Linked DNA regions of Homo sapiens: all the other regions are linked to region 1. Evidence: chromatin loops called from intact Hi-C (ENCODE). Cell type or tissue: HCT116. All regions are shown on one strand. Each heading gives the region's core, and the rest is flanking DNA. Links, peaks and the distances in the headings are about the cores only.

Region 1 (5,209 bases), core at 1,852-4,351:
TTTCACCTTGGGATACTGTTCTAACTAGAAATTTTTTGAAAAATGTATCACAATGAGATGATAATCATACAGAACTTGACACAGCAAAATTTCTATTAACAGTACAATGGTGGTCAGGCACAGTGGCTCACGCCTGTAAGCCCAGCACTTTGGGAGGCCGAGGTGGGCAGATCACCTGAGGTCAGGAGTTCGAGGCCAGCCTGGCCAACATGGCGAAACCCTGTCTCTACTAAAAATACAAAAAGTAGCCGGGTGTGGTGGCGCACGCCTGTAATCCCAGCTACTCGGGAGGCTGAGGCAGGAGAATCGCTTAAGCCCGGGAGGCAGAGGTTGCAGTGAGCTGAGATCACACCACTGCACTCCAGCCTGGGCAATAAGAGCGAAATTCTGTCTCAGAAAAAAAAAAAAAATAGTACAATGGTATTAAATGTGATTAAAAATTTTTTTGGCTCAGTATTTCAGAAAACTACATTTGAGAGACAGAACTTCATACTTTACAACAGTGTTGGAATCCAGAAAGATGGTTTCTATCATTTTCATCACAAGAAACTTCATTGTTCTATTAACATTCTAAAAAATAGGCCAGGTGCAGTGGCTCACACATATAATCCCAGCACTTTGGGAGGCCGGGGCGGGTGGATCACAAGGTCAGAAGATTGAGATCATCCTGGCTAACACGGCGAAACCTTGTCTCTACTAAAAATACAAAAAATTAGCCGGGCGTGGTGGCACGTGCCTGTAGTCCCAGCTACTCGGGAGGCTGAGGCAGGCTGAGGCTTGAATCCAGGAGTAGGAGGTTGCAGTGAGCCAAGATTGCGCCACTGCACTCCAGCCTGGGTGATAGAGCGAGATTCCATCTCAAATATATATATATAAAAAATAAGTAGTCAATGTCTTAATATCACTAGGAGCCAAAGTAAGCACTATAAAAAGAACAGTTTAAATATTTATATTTTTAAATTCTTTTTGTTTCTCCCCTATGTTCCAGAGGATTTCAGAAGTCTTATAAAGCCAAGAAAAAGAGAATATGAGAATAAAAGAGCTGATTAATAAAGGAGGTAGGCAAAGAAGTTATTATATAAGAACCTAGGTTTAAGAAAAGCTACTGAATATCAGTATGAACATATAGTTTTAATATATAGCGAGACTGAAATATAGATGTATGTGTGTGCATGGATTGGGATACCTACATTTATTTCCTAGTTCTGTCCACTGAGAAGGCCTAGGATCAATGACACAAGAGGAGCAATGAACACACCTAGTGTCCAGATCTCGGTTTCTAAATACCAGTCTCCAACTAAAGGAACCGGGGCTCCTTAGAGAACAGTTTAATTCCAGAGCTAAGACAGGGAAAGTACAGATGAGCCTAGACTATCTTGTGATGTCAGAAAACAAGTGAGTATACAAAAAAGGCAGGGACAAGTCAAAAGGCCATGGGAATCAACTGAAGGAGCTCCCAATAGCCAAAGCTGGAAAATTTGATCAATGAAGAAATAATTACAATACTGGATTATAACTCATACAATGCAATAAATGTCCATGAGTCAATATTAATATGAATATACATAATTGAATAAATAAATAGGAGATAAAGGACAGCTCTCCCTTGCAAATGCATTCCAATTAATAAATCCAGAAGGAATGAGGGAGACAGAGAATCAACATAAGGCACACACCACAATAATGGCTGCTGCAGGTAAAATCCATGCATGGATACTAACTTGTCTTGGTGAGTTGAAGAGAAACAGGATATTAGCAGAGTCTCAAAATCCCCTGCCACCCAAAATCTTTATCGTGGGCAATGGGGAAAAATAGTAACTTTACTGTGGAAAAATCTGGAAAACATCATGTTAACCAAGTGATCAATGTTAACATCACCAATAAAAAAAATATCAACACCACCTATCCCCCAATATGATTCAATGAGGAGATAACATCACTCATGTGTTACTCTCTTGCCAAAAATGCATAATCTCGATCTATTCAAGAGAAAGTATCAGACACACCAAGATCGAGACATTTTATAAAATAACTGAGCAGTGGTCATCAATAGTGTCAAAGTCATGAAAGACAAGGAAAGAATAAGGAGCTGTCACAGACTAGAAGAGGCTAAGGAGACACAACTAAATTCAATGTGGGATACTAGATTTTATCCTGGAACAGAAAAAGGACATGGGATTGGGTAGGAATGGCAAAATTCAAACAAGGACCACAGTTTAGCTAATAGTACTACACCAATGTTCATTTCCTGGTTCTGATAACTGTGCTGTGATTATTACAATTACCATAATTTTAAGTTATACATGTAAGTTAACATTAAGGGAAGCTGTGTCAAGCATATATATGAGAATTCCCTGAAATATTTTTGCAACTCTTCTGTAAATCTATAATTCTTTTAAAAATTAGAAAAGCTAATGAAACTGGGTACAAAAATGCTGTGAATTTCCTACTAGATAAGGAAAAGAAGGAAACAAAATGCTTCAGAGCTCATTGTCTAATGAAAAGAAGCATACAGATTCAGGAGAGAGAGATATTTCCTTCAGCCTGAGTTCAGAGTAATTCTGTAGTATATATGAAGACTGAAAAAGAATTCAAATTGCTTTCTTGGAATATATTTGGCAATGAGCATTTAATATTATATAAAGATTCAAAGTCTGGTATACATTCATTAATGATACTTCCACCTTCTTCACAATCAAGTATTCATGTTATTGTCTAAGGAAAAATTATTAATAAACCAAAAGAACATATGAAAGAAAGAAAAGTTCAGAACTTCCATTTCATTTTCAAGAAGCACCTAAGGCCTATTTGTGATATCAAAGGACCTTTGCCCATCACAAATCCTACAACTACAGGAAAAGATATATTTGCAGAATTGTGTTCTCATTAACCCAGCTACACTTAAGACACCATTTTCATCAAGCTTAACCATTTATATACTTCGTGGTAGATAAACGAGTCTTCTAGCACCAGAACTGCTTTAAAAGCAAGTATTTCTAACCATGAACAAAGAACCAAATCTTAAATGGCTTTTGATTTTCAAATAAACCAACAGTGACACTCTGTGGACAAGACAAGAAACACTTAACCATCTATTTTTCTTGATAAATTAATCTGTAAATCATCTTAAAATATTTTTTGGAGTAAGGCAGGGTATAAATAAGTAAACAGACAGTAAATAACCATTATATTTCTGTATAATTATTCTAAAGATGAATTGTGGGCCATAAAAATAATTTTAATATAAACATACCAAGGAGTTACCTACTTCTTTGTTTCAAAATACATGATAAAAAATTAATCGAATTAGCCCAGCATTACAAACTTATTAGATGGCAAAATTATATCAAATTATAATAGATATTAATAATTGTAAACAAAATATTACCATCTTACCCTTGTATAGTGCTTCATGCTTTCCAAAGTGCTTTCAGATAATTATGTACAAAACCATGACACTGGGCAGATAATTAGCATTATCCCCAAAAATGAAAATATTGAGGCTGATAGAAGTTAAGAATTGCCTACACTACTTATGTGGCACTGATATCCACATCCTCATGTAAGTAAACAAATACATTTTCTGTTAAGCCAAATTATATATAGTTTAATAATCTATTTTATTCAACTTCAGAGGTCAAAAAGCACAGGAGAATATAGTGGTAATGTAAAACAGTATGACCACTTAGAAAAACTGGCAATTTCTCATAAACTTTCACCTACCCCATTACCTAAAACTTCCACTCTCAGGTATTTACCCAAATTAAATGCAAACATAGGTTCACAAAGAGACTGCCATAAGCATGTTCATAGTCACTTTACTCCTAATAGCCCAAAACTGCAAACAACCCAAATGTCCATCAAAAGAATGGACAGGCCGGATGCGGTGGCTCACGCCTGTAATCCCAGGACTTTGGGAAGCCGAGGCAGGCAGATCACCTGAGGTCAGGAGTTTGACATCATCCTGGCCAACATGGTGAAACACTGTCTCTACTAAAAATCCAAAAATTAGCCGAATGTGGTGGCGGGCTCCTGTAATTCCAACTACTCAGGAGGCTGAGGTAGGAGAATCGCTTGAACCCGGGAGGTGGAGGTTGCGGTGAGCCGAGATCGTGCCATTGCACTCCAGCCTGGATGACAGAGCAAGACTCCATCTCAGAAAAAAAAAAAAATGGGTAAGCAAATTATGAGTATTCATATGACAGAATACCACTCAGCAATGAACAGGAATGAAATATTAATACTATGAAACAAATCTCCAAAACATTCTTCTCAGGAAAAAAGACTATGACCCAAAACAGTACATACTGTACAGTTCTATTTATGTGAAGTTCTAGAACAGGCAAAACTCATCTAGGATGGAAAAAAAAATCAAAATATATTTCCCCCAAAGTTAAGGGAGATGGGGACTTACTGGGAAGAGGTCCCAGGCCACTTTCTAGGGTGATGAAAATGTTTATTACTGTCTTTTTTTTTTTTTTTTTTTTGAGACAGAGTATTGTTCTGTCACCCAGGCTGGAGTGCAGTGGCGCAATCTCGGCTCACTGCAACCTCCGCCTCCGGGGTTCAAGCGATTCTCCTGCCTCAGCCTCCCGAGTAGCTAGGATTGCAGGCATGCACCACCACGCCAAGCTAATTTTTTTTTTTATTTTTAGAAGAGATGGGGTTTCACCACGTTGGCCAGGCTGGTCTCAAACTCCTGACCTCAGGTGATCTACCCGCCTTGGCCTCCCAAAGTGCTGGGATTACAGGCATGAGCCACTGCGCCCAGCCAAAATGTTCATTATCTTCATGGGGTGTAAGTATACACATTTATCAAAACTCACTGATTTGTGCATTTTACTGCATGAAATTCAACTCCATTTTTTAAAAAGAAATACAGCAGAATGAAAAGAACAAAGAGAGATTTTCACTTTAATAAACAAACCATAATATCTACCTCTGGAGTATAGAATCTTCCTCTTTTTGGAAAATCCACTTCCTCTGAGTTGTAACTGTATCTTCTTAAATGTACTGGGTGGTTTATCTGTGAAACTATTTGGTCACCATGGGCTACTGTGAAGCAATGCATTAAAAAGTTATTTCATACACTACTCTCTTAATAACCTTAATACGGATATGCTCTCAGAATGCTAACTCAAATTGAATTGGACTTTGGGTTGAATTTTAGAGTGACAAAACAAGAATTCTTCCATGACCAATTTAGAGT
Region 2 (5,209 bases), core at 1,459-3,958, 270 kb before region 1:
CTTGCAGTGAGCATGCAGGGCTAACCTCTGGTTAGGAGGTCCTTGGGTGGAAAAGAATAGGAAACATGGTTGTTTGTTATTTGAGCTTTTGCCTGTTGCTCTGTGAGTGAAAAGATCTTATTTCAAGCACGTTTTAAGAAAGACCCACTTGTACATAACGATAACAATGGCTAGCATTTGTAAAGCACTTACCATGTAACAGGCACTGTTTTAAGTGCTTGACCTCACTTCTCCTCACGATAATCCCCTGAGATGGGTACCACTATCATTACTTCTATTTTAAAGATGAGGAAGTTGATGCACAAAGAGGTTAAATAGCTTACCCAAGGTCACACAGCTTCACCTGCAACCAGGGAACCTGGCTTTTAAGCCAGTGTTCTTAACCACTGAGCTACTGCCCTCCTCGTTCAGTCCCATGGTTTCCATATGGCCCAGTGCACTTGTTAATAGGTTCTGATATTGGTTCAGAAAAGAAGGTCAGTCCTCATTCAATGGTCTGTGAATTTCTAAAAGAGGCAGGGAGTAAGTTGGGGAGGCAAGATCTGGTAGCTGGATCCCACCTCTGCCCTATCCAACTCACCCCATGGTGAGACAACGGGCATGCCACAGACACACAGAAGCAATTTTGCACCTTGGAACCATGGAATTCATTAGTCCACTGGGTGATTGTAGGTTTATCAGAACCCTACAATTACCTTTGTTGTTTGGACTTGTATTTTTAATTTGTGTTATTTGTAATGTGTTCCCCAAATGAGAATAATTTCAGAGATGTTTTTTACAATAGCTGCTTTCATAAAAACATTTCACCTTAACCTTTTCATAACCTAAGGACGAAGAGAAAAATCTGCAATTTCACAGTATAAATCTGTTTTCTTTGAATGTATATGTATAAATTACTTTTTACTTCATTTCAAAACTCACGCAAGGGTAAGTACAGCAGTATATGAACCCACATGGCCCATGATTCAGCAACAACGATTGACCTACGGACAATCTCGCCCATTCCCTCCCCCATCCCTATATTATCTTCAAGCAAAAAGCAGACATCCTATCATTTCATCCATAAATATTTCAGGACATATCTCTAAAAGATAAGGATTATTTTTTAAAACATGACCACAATACCATGATGCATAATTTCTTAACATCAGCAAATAGCCCATGTTCATATTTCCATAAGTTATTTTTAAAATTCTGCTTGTTTTACTTTTCTATACCCCTTAATTATTAGTAACTTCATTATATTTGTTATTGTTGAAGTAATTTTCAATTTTTTATTTTGAAAAATTTCAAATGCACCAATGTAGAGAGAATACATTGAACCCCCTGAACTCATCATCCAGCTTCAACAATTACCTATATTTGACCAATCTTCCTTCATCTACTTCCCCTTTACATAACCCCTATTTGCTGCATGTTTATAAAGCAAGCCCCAGACAACATTTTGTGTTATTGGACTTGCATTCTTAGCTTGGTTAGAGGCAAGAAAATGTGGAGATGTTCTCTGGTAGGCATTTATATATTTATTTCACTTCTAAATCCCTAGAAAAGGATTAGATTAAATGCAACACTTTTAGCAGATCAGATAAAGTGCCACTTGGCTTTTTGCTATTTCTTTTTTTTCTAAAAATGTTTAAAATAAAACCAAATTCTAAACAAATTGCACTAATAGTCTATGACATGAGTACCAAACAGAATATTTGTATCACATGAGCTCTGTCAGCTGTACCCAGATCTTTCAAAGTACACATTTTTCTAAGACTAATTGAATAAAAGCTGAAACAACAAATTTTAAGCCTAATTATAATTCTGTTTAAAAAGGAAGAAAAAATATAAAGATTTACCATCAGATGGTTTAGATTCAAAATGGGGCCTGAATGATGACACTCCATTGGCAAAGCCCCTGGGTTCCTTTCACACTCCTTCTAGATTTTAAAATCCACTATTTTTCAAACAGCTCTTGAGGGATCTGTAAGAATTGTGTGTCTTGTTACCTGGGAGGCAAAAGAAAGAGTTCAAGCTTTAGGGGCTGATGAAATAATGACACAGGTCATAATTTGTTGAGATTTACCAAGATGCTTTGTTTTGTCTCAGCGGGACTTACCATGAAATTCACAGTAACACTCACACTAACTGTAAAATCACAGTGTGTCGCCATATCACTCGTTCTGTCATTGCCACCACGAGCTAATGACAAATGACAGCCATATTGGCTTATACACCATTACAAACCCAGGGGGGTAATGAAAACTTGTCATGGGTTAGGTCAAGCGAATGGCAAGAGAAGAGCTATTGAGCATTTTCAGTAACAACAGCAGAAAATCTGGGCAAACAAAAAGTCATCGGTTAGGATTGCAAATTGGTTCGACACTTTTGCAAAAGGTTTGGCAGTACCAATGAAAGCTAAACATGCATGTACCCTATAATCCAGCAATTCCACTTTCTGGCACTAGAGGTCAGAGTAGTGCTTACCCTGGGGTACTGGCTGAGGGGGCGTGAGTAAGCCTTTTGGGGGTCCGGAAATGTTTTATATGTTGATGTGGTGGTGGTCACAGGTACACCCTGTGTATAGAAACAGGTATACCCTATTGGTATACACACTGGTGTAGACACAGATATAGCCCGTCTTTGTGCACTCCTATAAGCTGTATCACAAATAAAGAAAAGTAGTTAGTAAACATTCCTAATAAAGAGGCTTTTGCAATGTGCTAGCAATTTAAGAGAACTTCTGTCTCTAGGTGAAGACAATGCTGTGTTCACTCTCCCAGGTTGAAGACTCCCAACCGAAATGTGGGGGCGGGGTGCAGCCCTTTCCCCTAAGACATTAGATCTCACCTCTCCCTTTCTTTTTCTTTCTTTTCTTTTTCTTTTTCTTTTTTTTTCTTTTTTTGAGACGGAGTCTCGCTCTGTCGCCCAGGCTGGAGTGCAGTGGCGCATCTCAGCTCACTGCAAGCTCCGCTTCCCGGGTTCACTCCATTCTCCTGCCTCAGCCTCCCGAGTAGCTGGGACTACAGGCGCCCGCCACCACACCTGGCTAATTTTTTGTATTTTTTTAGTAGAGACGGGGTTTCACCATGTTAGCCAGGATGGTCTCAATCTCCTGACCTCGTAATCCACCTGCCTCGGCCTCCCAAAGTGTCACCTATCCCTTTCAACAAGAACCTGGATCCCACCGAGATAAAAGCTCATCTTTCCCAGAAGGGCATTGCTATATTTATGGGCACTGATAAAACTTTACCCACAGATACTGATTTCTGGCTCTTTTTGACTGTTCAAATGGCCTTTCTTTGATGAATTTATACCAATGGTTGACAGTCAGGTTGCTTTGGAATTGCCCTTTCTTGGCAAAGCCAAAATTGGCAATGTCAAGTCATATATGCCAAATTACTTTTTAAATTAAGTTAAATGGCAGGCTCTGCTGATGTTGCTTCACATTTCTTCATGCTGATATTGCAGCCTCTGCCACTTGACATTATGTTTGAGCATCCTTTAATCATTCATTGGTGTCCAGTTATTCAGGTGTACCCATTTGGTTGTAAATCATTGAAGACCCACCCTAGCTGCATTTCTATGTCGATATGCTGTCAGCAGAACAGCAGAACTCTCCCAGTGCTCACGCCTGGTAAACTCTGCTTGCACCAAGTTACTCTCTATTCACAGAGTTGAAATCAATTTTATTCTGTAAAGGGAGGCAGGCCTGTACTTTACTTGGGAAACTGCAATAGGTTCCCGGGAACACAGCACTGTCTTTATCAAGAGGCTGGGGTCCTCTGAAATTGCCAGCACCTTGCAAGGGGAGGAAGACCTGTTGTAAGAGGCACCAAGTTGTCAGAGGATTTGGCTTTCAGTTTATGATGAGTAAATGTGAGGGGGGGAAACTCCTGAAGCTTAAAGAGCACAAAAAGCTTGGAATCAGAATATGGATAAATCCACACATTTTCTAGGTTAAAGCGGTTTTATGTTTGTTTACACACAGGCTTAGGAAATGTGATCGTATTAATGCCAGAATATGGCTATGATTTAGAAGGGATCGATGCTAAATTGGGAAACAAAATGATGTTACATGTACCAAGACTAAACACTATTTTCTTATTCATGACTTGGTATCACACCTTTATGGCATCTTTTAAATATGAAAAAAATCTGTGAGAATGTAATGAATTAAAGCTGTGGAAATTTTCTAAAGACAACAGTGCTCTACATTTTGAGGCATTACATCCCCTGGATATTTCTATTTGATTTTAATTTAAGGGTCAAATTTTTACGGTTGGGTAAACAGCGGAGAAAGATTCCATCAGCTGCTTTTGAATTATAATAATACGGGAGAACCTAGTATACCTTTGCTATTTAAAAGCTTTTTTAAAAGATCACAACATGTGTTCCACTTCATGGTATCAAACATAGAGCAAAATGGTTCTAATTGAGAACATACTTGGCATACGATTGGATTAAAATGACTGAGAATTATAAATGTTGGAAATGTCTATTTCAGGCATGAGTAGGGGAAATGGCACTAATTTCTAGAGTATGCACATAATGATTAAATTAGCCTACAGAGATGAAGAGTATATCAGCCTTCACCCTGGAGAAGAAATACCATATGAATAAGAAAAGAGCCAATCAATTCTTTAGTGGGCAGCAATCACCATGAGAAAGTCCTTTCCCACTATCACATGTTTCCATATCTAGCCCATTTTTCTACAATTCCATTAGCCTCCCCTGTCGTATCCACCAAACTAAATAAAATGCTGTCTACAAGCCTGTTCCTTAGTCAATTGCTCTGTTTGGTCATATTTAGACCCTTTTAAAGGAGTCCCAGTAGATGCATTGGGCTTATATTGGTATAGTGGAAAATGCCAACTTTTGACTTTGACTTTGACCTTTGACTTTGGCCTTAACCTCTGGCTCCATGGATACCAACATTTATATCTTCTCCTCAGCCTCAATTGTTTCTGGAAGAAGTTGGTGAACCATAAAAATCTGGATGTATAAAAAGACTCAGATGCACACACACAATCTACATGCACACACATGTACATGCTTTTTGCTGCTCTTTCTCCCTTCGATCCTGACTCCTGGGCTCTTGTGTCTGCCTACTTCAATGTATATGTGGTTGGAGAATATTCTAAGATGAAAGGAAACATTCTGAATGGCAGCAGGATTGGGGTGTGGGTGTTAGAATAAAGGGACAGTCACTGTTAGTGGGGAC
Region 3 (5,209 bases), core at 934-3,433, 400 kb before region 1:
ATCTCTTATTCCTCCAACCTGATACCACTTTCTTTGTAGGCAGGTTGCCATCTCTCTTGGCTCCATTCTGAAGATATTAACCAAATCCATATTATCCCAGGATTATCTGCTTTTAACAGGGCTCCTTTAAGGCTCACATTTCCTGCAGAGGTAAAGGAGTAAGTCTCTAAGGTAAGAATGCCAGTCCCTAGACAGCTGGAAGGGGTGATATTCATGCAAGGATCTCTCTAAGGAAAGGAACAAATGTATATTTTCTAGAGATGGCTGCTCCTGATACTAACAGGAATGAACTGCCTTCCTCAGGTCTTGGCAAACCTCAGCATCACAGAAGAAAATCATAAAGAGCTGCTGGTGGTGGTAGGGAACACTCACCTGGACAGGGGACTGTGAGAGTCAGCAAGTGCCCATCCCTGCATTGGGCCAATGCCCTACAGTTCGGTTGGACACCCAGAACCCCAAGCACCCTCAGGTGCTGCTGCTGGAACAGCCATCTCATGCAGGAGCTCAGGTCACGTTTAAGGTCTTGGGCCAAGGTCTATCATCTTAAAGAGCTACGGTTTTTGGACATTTTTCTGGCAACAAAGAAACCTCTTAAATTTGGAACAAAGAGGAGGAAAAAACCTGCCTCTGGAAGAGAAAATACTTCTAATTAGATTGAGATACAAAGGTTAAATTTTTGTTCTGGGAAAAAGACTGTTTATAATCCTGTGTCATTAGCAGGACATTTTCCAGAGACCAGTGTGCCAGAAATAGACCCTCTGAGGGGTCACTGGAAGGAAGGGGTGCAGATTTCTGAAGTACAAAGAACTGGAGTTCAGATTTTCCCCTTCTTCTAATGCATGTGAATCCCTTGCCACCCTTTGGCATGGAGACAGTGTCAGCCTCACCCTGGGCCCTGGGCCCCCTATGAGAGTGGTTAGGAGTATAAGCTTTGAACTTAGACAGGCCTAGGTTCAAACTTCAGCTCTGCCTAATTTTGCTAGCTGTGTGACCTGGGGCAAGTAAGTTCTCAGCCTCAGTTTCTCTCTGTGTAAAATGATTAAAAAAAAAAACCTGTCACATTGGGTGGTTGTAATGATTAAAGGAGATAAGCTAAGTGAAGTACTTGGCACAGTGCCTGACACACAGAAAGTGCTCAGTAAATCATGGCAATTATTGTATTGTCATCATCATCACTGGTACCATCATCAATGTCATTAGCATTATTGTTGTCAGCACTGTCGATACAGTCTTCATCTTCACCATCATTCTCATTGTCAGTGCCATCATCATCATTGTGCCATTGGCATCATTGGCATCATCAGATCCACCGGCCATATTTCTTGTGAGCATCTTGAGTAGTATCACCCATGCTCCCTTTGCACCTGAATGGCTTTATTCATTCGCAACCCTGTTTGTTCAAAGATTCATGTAAAAATCAGCTACTAGGAACTAAGAAGGCACTTACCATAAGCTTGGTGTTACACCTGACGGGAAGGTTTCCAGGCCAGCCCACAAAAACCCACCTAACACCCAACATAGCTGAAATGAGCATTTGAAGTGAAAACAGAAAACAATGCTCTCCCAATGTTAGAAATTAAATATAGTGGGAAGACAAATAAATACACAAATCTGTTTCTCATTCAGACTGAAAGCCTGGGGGAGAAAGAAAAGGTGGCCAGAACCTTTTGTATCTTGAATATGGACTCATGAGCACTTTCAAGGGTTCGGAAGTTACTGCTGATTGACCGCACATAATTTCACTTCATATCCTTCAGTTTTCCTTCTCCTTTGCACGAGAGCTTAAGTAGCTCTCCTCTCCTACTTTTCAGTGGCGATGAAGCTCATTTTCTCACTCACAAAAACATGGAAGAAGTGGAAGCGGAGAGGATGAGGGTAAGGATAAGAGGGAGAGAGAAAGCAAAGAGCCTTTTTGAGGTAACTAGGCAAGAGTCGAAGGAGAGAAGATTCAAAAGTTCATGTAGGTCCAAAGGAAAGATTGGTTAGCTATAACAGAAGAGTGAAAGAACACAGAGAAACTGAGGAAAGCTGTGAGGAAAACACTGAATGAGAGTTACTTAGCTGGCCACAAGGGGATGCTGTAACCTACAATAGCTTGGTTGCAGGACAGCAGGGTGGAGGGAGAGACAGGACTGGAACTTCTTAGCACAGTGAGGACATGGTAAAAAAAATAAAATATAGCATTGTTTACAAGTCTGAGTACTGCAAGTACTTAGGGAAGGTGCTCCAAATTTGGGCAGAACTTCTCCTATGCCTCTAAAATCATCAAGCACATCCCCTTGTGGCTTGGCTGAGTTATCAGTCCCAGGAAAAAAATCTAAATGTACCTTCTTTCTGTGTCTAATATTTATTTTTGCCTACCCGCCAGCTCCTCCAATCTCTCCTTGGATAGTCAGAATTATTAGATTTCTCCCATCAAAATTGGGTTTTCCAGAAAGAAGCTGATAAACTCATTCTCAATGAGGTGCATGACTGATAAGGCTGAAGTATTATGTTCCTTTATTGGTATAATAAAGATAATCCAGCCAGTAATAAAGCTATGGACAAAGAAATGAAACTATAATTGAGTCATTTCAGATACTGGTCATGGGGAGGAACCTTCCTAGCTGTCTTGAAATCTCTCCATAGAGATAAGAACCGACAACTATGATTAAGTTTGCGGGGCCCATTGGAAGGCACCTGAGATCAAATAAAGGGGGCAGGGGCGTGACCTTGACCCTTAAGCACTCAGAACTAAGGAAGGACATGAATGTGAGTCAATTATTCATTCCTTTACAGACACAATCAGCAAACACTTATTGCTCACCCAACATGAACCTCCTGAGTACGTGCCTCCCTGGTGCAGAGATTTTAGCAGCATCCAAAGTTGTCCAGGGCCCTGTTACTGAACTGGCTACCTCCTGAAACGCTGGTTTCTGTCTTACCAGGTTTCCATGCAGAAGTTAGGGCTCTCAAAGGACTGCACTCCCATGCACAACACCCTACTGCAGCGCTACAGCCACAATGGCAACTTCATGACCATCACCTATTATGTGCTTTGAATCATTACTAACGATGGTGATGAACAGGGCAAGGGGAGTGAAGAGAGGAGGCTGTTGGGTTTTGGTGAACTCAACTAGCTAGTTGTCTTAGCTTGGGCTCCCCCACAAACAGACCCTGAGGCAAGGATTAACTGAAAGTAATTTATTTGGGAGAAGATCCCAGACAACACCAGTAGAGGAGTGAAGTGGTGAGACAGGGAAAGCAAGGAAGCCAATTTATCAAACAAGTTACCACTGTGGGCAACTGAAGCTCAATTCCACTGGGGAGACCTCAGAGTCATCTCAACCGAGAGGCTAGGAAGTTGGGCTGTTTATTCACCCGCCCCCATCCATCACTGGCCAAGGGCTGCTCCTGGAGGATGTAGTCATTCCTTGGCACTTCCAGCTAGCCCAGCATGCAGATCTAGTGTGCTCCTGAGACAAAAACCAAAAACCAAAAACTCACACCTTTAGGGAGCATCATGGATGTTTGCAGTAAGTAGCATTTGGTGTATAAGAGGCCAGTCTGGGCAGGAAATGGCAGGACACCGACAAATGTCTGCTACACCAGCCATGGCCTGGAAAGTCTCAATGCTTATGTGAATATCGAAATGTCATTAATTTAGGCCACCATGACCAAATGTTTCCCCAGTTGGTGGTACCTTCTGTAACCCCTGTGAAGAAGACACTCCTTTATAATAACAATGCTCACACTACAGGGGAATCAGCTCAAAAGGGGTGTGACTCAAGATCTTATAAAAAAAACAAGACACACGAGGGGGCCAGAGATGACTATCTTTCCAAAAGCAAAACGTTCAAGAGATGGTCAGCATAGCTAATGTGTTCCTTTGCTAAAATATAACTGGGGCCCTCCAGAAAGTTCTTTGAATCATATTTGTGCTGGCTGGAATGCAAGATGTTCCTGGGATGAGTCACAGAGGGAGTTTCTTTTCTGGTGATCTTGTGTTCCAACTCGGGGACCAAAAATCAATAAATAAACACTACTTCACTTCATCAGCTGCATGCTGCCTAATAATAATAATAATAATAATAATAATAACCTCGACCCGAGAAGTACAGACAATGCAGGAAAGAGAGGGTGAAGAGTACTCATCTTTTAGACAGGGAAGCTTCTTTCTGGAATTCTGTTTTGTCAAAAGCAGAACAACATCCTCCGCAGAATCTTAGGGTTGGTGAGGCTTTTGAAGTCCCTAAAAACTCACTGTATGTGTCCTAAAGCAAGTATCATGGTTGGAGCTAATATAGCATAAACAATACGAAGTTGGGGTGGGGGAAGGAAAAAGATCGGCTGTATAACATCTGGCTAGTTAGCAATAACGATTATAGGTATTATTTCCTATTTTATTGGGGGAAGAGTTCCAGAATGCATGTGTTTGCACACATACATGTGCACACGTGCACACACACACACACACACACACACACACACACACACACAGAGTGGCCAAGTAGGAGTGAAGCCACCTGTTGTCCCTCTAATAGTCAAGGGGGATCCTTAAATCAGGATTCTCCCTCCTCACCTGTTCCACCTCAGGTATTTTTTTCCCTCTGAATTCCAGTCATCAAATCTTTATTGTTGCAGCTGACCTGTGAACTGGACCTTGCCACATGAGTAGGATTTTGGCGCAGGAGATGGTGGAATGGAGGAGGGTTTTCCAAAAGTGCAGGACAGAAGGAAAGGCAGAAGAGGACAGGTGTGTCTGGGGCAGGCTAGTAGGTTAGGTGCCTGAAGCCCAGGGCTGGTGAGGCTTAGCGGAGAGTCAAGAGTGCTTCAAACATTAGAGGGGTTATCTATTAGGTTCATGCAAAAGTAATTGCGGTTTTTGCCATTCCTTTCAATGGTAAAAACTGCAATTAATTTTGCACCAACCTAGTAGCTCTTTTAAAGGGTGTTCAGAATCACCCATCAATTAACCTTGTGCCCTAAAGGACTGACAACTCAACCGACACAATCTTGATGTTCTCTCAGGCCCTGACGAGCAGGAAGCCATCAATTCACTAGTGAGCCATTAGGTTGGGAGGAAAAGATAAAACCGTTTAATTTGCAGGGCTTTGCTAGCTCCTCCTCCTCCTCCTCCTCCTCTTTCTTGTTCTTTCTTTCTTTCTTTCATTCTTTTTCTTTCTCTCTCTCTCTCTCTCTTCCCCCCACCCCCACTTACTCCCTCTCA
Region 4 (5,209 bases), core at 1,201-3,700, 470 kb before region 1:
AAGAAGCTATTTGGTACTATGTATTATCTGTCCTGGTTTTAAAACTACATGCAGGACCAGCAGGATACTACCTTAGTTTATTTTGGAACATCTGGCTGACCCCAACAGCCCTCCTTAGTGGGAAGAAGTAGAGGAGAATTTTCAAACGTGGAGACCTATCCATTGTTTCTACCTCTAGGAATTTATCCCATAGAACTACTTGCACAGGTGCAAGACTGTTCTGCAGTGTTCTTTATAAGAGCAAAACTTTAGAAGTAACTTGAATATCTATGAATTGGGGGCTGTGTTTAATAAATCATGGCATATTTACAAGATAGAACACTAAGAAGTCGTTACAGTAACTACAGTAGACCTAAAAGTACTGGTTTGGAAAGACTCTTTCCACCACAGGTTAGTTTTGCCTGTTTTTGAGTTTAATATCAATTGAGTCATATACTGTACTCTTTTGTTTCTGGCTGTTTTTAAACCCAAGGTTATGGTTGTGAGATTCGGCCTTGCTGTATACAGCAGTAGTTGGTTTATTCTTATTGCTGCGAAGTTCCTTTATATAAATATACCACAATTTAATTACTGATAGCCTGTATAAGTTTTATGGTCAGAAAACTCAAATAGTTTAAAAAGTGAAATTTGATTGAAGTTACAGCCCCAATTAGAGAGGTATTTTATAACTTGATACTTCTATGCAACATTAGTCTGCGTTTATCTAACTCGAGTTAGTTCTCCCATCTTCTTTATCCCTTTTGATTTCTGTCTTTTGGGTTCATGGTCATTAGTATCTCCACTATAGAATGAAAGGGAAACAGGAAAGAGATGAAACCTGAATCTCTTAATTGTGCCTCTCATTACTGCTCTGGTTCAGAAAGGATAGGGTAGCTCTTTCATTAACGTACCCTTCCCAGTAACTGTGATGCAGACATTCAAAGCAAATTTCTAGTACAAGATATAATCCGATACTCTTGCAGCCAGTTTTCTAGTTCCATAGTAAAGTGACTCAGAGCCATAACCAAACCTTCCTAATTTTAGATTGTTTGGCTTACCTTTCACATCCACTTATTTAGGTTTAATATAAAATTTAATAAGGCAATCCTAACTTGAAAGTTGAAATGGACCTTAGAGATCATCTCAACTGGTGTTCGAAACCTGGTGGATGAGGAGGTGGTGTCTCTTGTGGTCCGCCCAGCCCACATAGTCGGGGGGGACCCAATCCAGAATAGACTCCTGGCTTACATTTTGGAGGCAATGCTTTCTCCTTAGTCAAGAGCCTTTTGGAGCTCCTTTACAAAAGCAGTTAGCCCTTGCGTTCTCTTGTTCATTTGTTTCCAGCATTTACTCTGTAGGCTTTAAGTTACTAAGCAGTCACTTCACAGTTTGTAATTGTGTTTGATTTGATTCTTATTTCTAGTCATGAGCAATATGGCCCTTCAGTTTTGAAAGATTTATTCTAAATTGGCCATGGAAGAATTCTGGTTTTGTCACTCTCTAAAATTCAACCCAAAGTCCAATTCTATTTGAGTTAGCATTCTGAGAGTATATCCATATTATTAAGGTAGTAAGTGTATGAAGTAACTTTTTTATGCGTTGCTTTTCAGGAGTAGAGGTTTACCACTCTTAGGTGACTAAGCAGTATCACAAATAAACCCTCCAGCAAGTTTAAAAATAATTAGGTCCAACTCAGAGGAAGTGGAGTTTCTCCTGTTGCACAAAAATGATGTCTAACAGCTCCAGTGAAATCGATGTGGTTTGTATTCAAATTGAAAATCTGTCTTTGTTCTTTTTACTGTGCTATACTTCTACTCTAAATTTAGTTTAATTTTATACAGTGAAATGCATAGATCATAAGTAAATTTTTGTTATATATTTTAACAGTAATATATAAAGCTCTTGTGACAATTTGTGTACAAGTTTCTTTGTGAACACACACTTAAATTTCTTTTGGGTGAACAGACAGAAGTTGAATTACTAGGTCATGGAGTTCATGTGAATTTAACTCTGTGAGAATCTGCCATACAGTTTTTCAAAGTGGTTGTGCTGTTTTTACATTTCTGTTATATTCTTCTATATTTCTTCATCCTTCAAGTTGAATCAGTATGTAGATTATTAAACTATAAATAATTTGGCTTAACAGAAAACACCTTTTTTTTAGTCACATAAGGACATAGATATTAATGCTACCTAAGTAGTCTAGGCAATTCTCTTAACTACTGTCAGTCCTAATGTTTTTCAAAAATCTTTGGAGATAATGTTAACTGCCTATCAAGAGTCATTTTTCTCTGACATAACTATGTAAAAGCACTTTGAAAAGCATAAGGCACTATACAAGGGTAAGATAGTATATTTTTAAAAGTACTGAACTGTAACCCAATTCCATATGTTTTTGTGATTTCTGTCATGTATTTTGAAACAAAAACATACATAGCTACCAAGTATGTTTATTATAAAATTATTCCCATAGTTCATAATTCATTCTTAGAATGAAGAGTTATTATACTGAAGTGTAATGGCTATTTACTCCTTACTTATTTATACCCTGTCTTATTTTTAAAAGTTTTAAGGTACTTTAGAGATTAATGTATCAAGAAAAATAGGTGCTCAAATGTTTTCTGTCTTGTCCACAGAGGGGCACTGTTGGATTATTTAGAAATCAAAAAACATGTAACATTTATTTCTTTGTTCATGGTTAGAAATATTTGCTTTTAAAGTATTTCTGGTGCTAAAGGACTAGTCTTTCTACCATGAAGCATATAAAGGGTTAAGCTCAGTGAAAACTGTTGTCTTAAGTGTAGTTGGGTTAATGAGAACACAGTTCTGCAAATACATCTTTTCATGTAGTCATAGTATTTACAGTGAGCAAAGGTCCTTTGATATCACAAATAGGCCTTTGTAACAGCCTCTTGAAAGTGAAATTAAACCCTCAACTTTTCTTTTAGTTCTGTCTTTCATCTTCCCTTTTAATTTGTTGGTAAATTTTCCTCAGATAAAAACAAGAATACCTACTTACGATGAAGATGACAACACTATTCTTTATGCGTATGAAACAAAACCTGAATTTGTCAATAAAGTATGTTAATTGCTAATTGCCAAATATATTAACATTTGCTGTTTTAAAGGAAAAGATGTAAATTCCTCGTATACTATGGAGTTCCCGTAAACTCACACTCAAGAAAATATCTCTCCCCTGAATTTGTATGCTTGCTTTCATCAGAGAATGAGCACTTAACCAATTTACTTTCCCCTTTTTCTTATATAGTAGAAAATTAAGAGCAGTTTTGTACTCACTTTCAGTATAAAACTCTAAACCTGGATTCTTCTGATATAATAAATTCTTTTCTTGCCCCCTTCCTCAATTGTCAGTTTTTCATTCTCATATTAATGTGAATTTTAAAAATCTCTGCTTAATTTAAGACTTCTGAAACCCCTTGAAAAGTTGGTGATAAATAAAAACAATTTAAATAAATAAATATAGCTCCCCCCTGCCCCCAGTGTTCAGTTTGGCTGTTACAGAAATAAATCATTAACTACTTTTAAAATATTAGCAGGAACCGAATATTGTATCTGACGCATCCTGTAATACTGAAGAGCAACTGAAGACAGTTGATGATGTCCTTATTCATTGCCAGGTATGGAAGTTCTGTCTCTTCAATGTAGTTTTCTAAAATGTTAAGCAAAAATTCTCTTTATCTCACATAAAGGGAAAGTGTACAATTAATTGAAATTTTGCCTATCAATTTATTTATGATTATCATCCCATTGTGATGATTTTTTAAAACAATTTATAGTTAGAACCACATTTCCTGAATAGCAACATGTAGATTTAATAGCTTTTTAAAAAGCCCATTACCAACCAAATGTAGTTATGTCTCTTTCATCTACATTGCTCAGTATTAAATTAGTTTCCCCTACAAAATCCTTAAAGGAAATTGACTGATTTGGATGAAATTTAGTATGTGCCTAAATGCACATCAAGATATCTCAATGGAAACAAAGTGGCAGCCCATCAAGGTTTAGTAAAGAAACATACCTAAGGTAGTTTTGAGGAGTTGTTTTAAGAATCACCATGTTGGTAGAGATGTGATTACTGGGAATTTTGTGAGTTGCATACCCCAGAGGTAATGAAGGTTTATATATATATAATGTTTCTTACCATATATAAGGTTTCTTGAATGGAATGAGCTAACATACTTTGGAAAGTAAAATTGTTTGGGTGTTTATCATGATCATGGAGGAGAACAGAAGTGGAGTGCTTCCAAGGGACACATACAGTCTTGGGGGGAAGTGGGTGCAGAGGCGAGCTGGGAAGGGAGGGAGCAGGTTCTCCCCAGCCTGCCTCCCCATGCACTGCTAGGTCATGGTCTAGGTCAGCTTATACGCTGAGGTGGGAGGTAGCATCTGTGGGGGGAGGTGTCCAGGGCCATGGTCAGCCTGAAATGGCCCCAAGGGCCCCTCTCCATTGCTGCCAAGGGGCTGGCTCTTTCTTCCCCTACCCGTTCTAGATCACAGAGGTGGCACTCCAGCCTGCCTTGTTCTTTCATCCCAGTTCCCTCTTGAGTCTGTCTCCATCCTGCTTAGTCTGGAAGCAGAGGAAGACCTCGCCATCCCCTGCCTACCTCAGCTCCCTAGTCCTGCCTCTTCACTCGTGGAGATAGTGGAGCACCTGGGGCAGTCCTCTCCTCCGAGTCCTCATAACTGTCCCCACAGCCAACCAACTGCCCTCATCCCTGCCCTTCTTCTGACCCCTTCCCGGCCATTCTAGTGACCAGGGCTGACACCCTTGCTGCTTTCTGCATCTAGTCCCCTCCCTGAACTCAGAGCTGCCCCCCATCGGGCATCCCCCTCTCTCTCCTCTGGCTCCAGTCCCTGTCCCTCCTTCCCCTCTACGAGTTCTCCCACATCTTGGAGAAGCCACTTCTCTTGCTTCCCATCCCTCCTTTCCTGTCATCCTCACTCTCTTCTTCCTGTGACAGCCCCACTCCTGGAATGTCATTCATACTTGCTGTCTCCACACCTGGCTTCCTGTTTTTCTCTCTGGGTATTTATGAACCTGCTGTTCCTTCTATGCTGTAAGCCCTTCCATGCATCCTCACCTGGCGAGGGCCTTCTCATGTTTTAATTCTCACTTCAGACCTCACCTCCTCTGAAAAGGTCTCCGTGACTGCAGCCTGGGTTAGGACTGCTTTTCTGTGCAGGCTTAGCCTCCTGTTCCCACCTGTGT

The links. Hi-C counts contacts between places; a loop is a spot of excess contacts. Peaks named below come from ENCODE experiments on the same cell type or tissue, not always from the same donor. Only the 100,000 strongest peaks of a DNase experiment are listed, where the experiment ranks them.
Region 2: it touches region 1 in a loop (2.5-fold over the local background); 18 of 110 quality-filtered maps call a loop at or near these places.
Region 3: it touches region 1 in a loop (2.6-fold over the local background); 8 of 110 quality-filtered maps call a loop at or near these places.
Region 4: a loop joins it to region 1, with 15 times the contacts of the local background. A loop is called at or near these places in 12 of 110 quality-filtered maps.

The regions. Positions count from the first base shown.
Region 1 is chrX:18,207,626-18,212,834 of GRCh38, forward strand. It overlaps BEND2 (BEN domain containing 2), which reads right to left. Exons shown (of 14, transcript NM_153346.5): 4 at 4,940-5,055. Among named protein-coding and RNA genes, the nearest start is that of BEND2, 11 kb to the right of the region's middle. In HCT116, for the core only: no CTCF peak of the experiment used is centred there; a DNase peak (open chromatin) is centred at 2,976.
Region 2 is chrX:17,942,840-17,948,048 of GRCh38, forward strand. No RefSeq gene overlaps it. Among named protein-coding and RNA genes, the nearest start is that of RAI2, 84 kb to the left of the region's middle. In HCT116, for the core only: a CTCF peak has its summit at 2,441 (motif pointing right); a DNase peak (open chromatin) is centred at 2,422.
Region 3 is chrX:17,810,885-17,816,093 of GRCh38, forward strand. All of the region lies in intron 1 of RAI2 (retinoic acid induced 2), which reads right to left. Among named protein-coding and RNA genes, the nearest start is that of RAI2, 48 kb to the right of the region's middle. In HCT116, for the core only: a CTCF peak has its summit at 2,076 (motif pointing right); a DNase peak (open chromatin) is centred at 2,050.
Region 4 is chrX:17,742,482-17,747,690 of GRCh38, forward strand. SCML1 (Scm polycomb group protein like 1) reads left to right here. Exons shown (of 8, transcript NM_001037540.3): 2 at 1,590-1,738; 3 at 2,975-3,058; 4 at 3,537-3,617. The coding sequence starts at 1,706. Among named protein-coding and RNA genes, the nearest start is that of SCML1, 7.6 kb to the left of the region's middle. In HCT116, for the core only: a CTCF peak has its summit at 2,625; no DNase peak of the experiment used is centred there.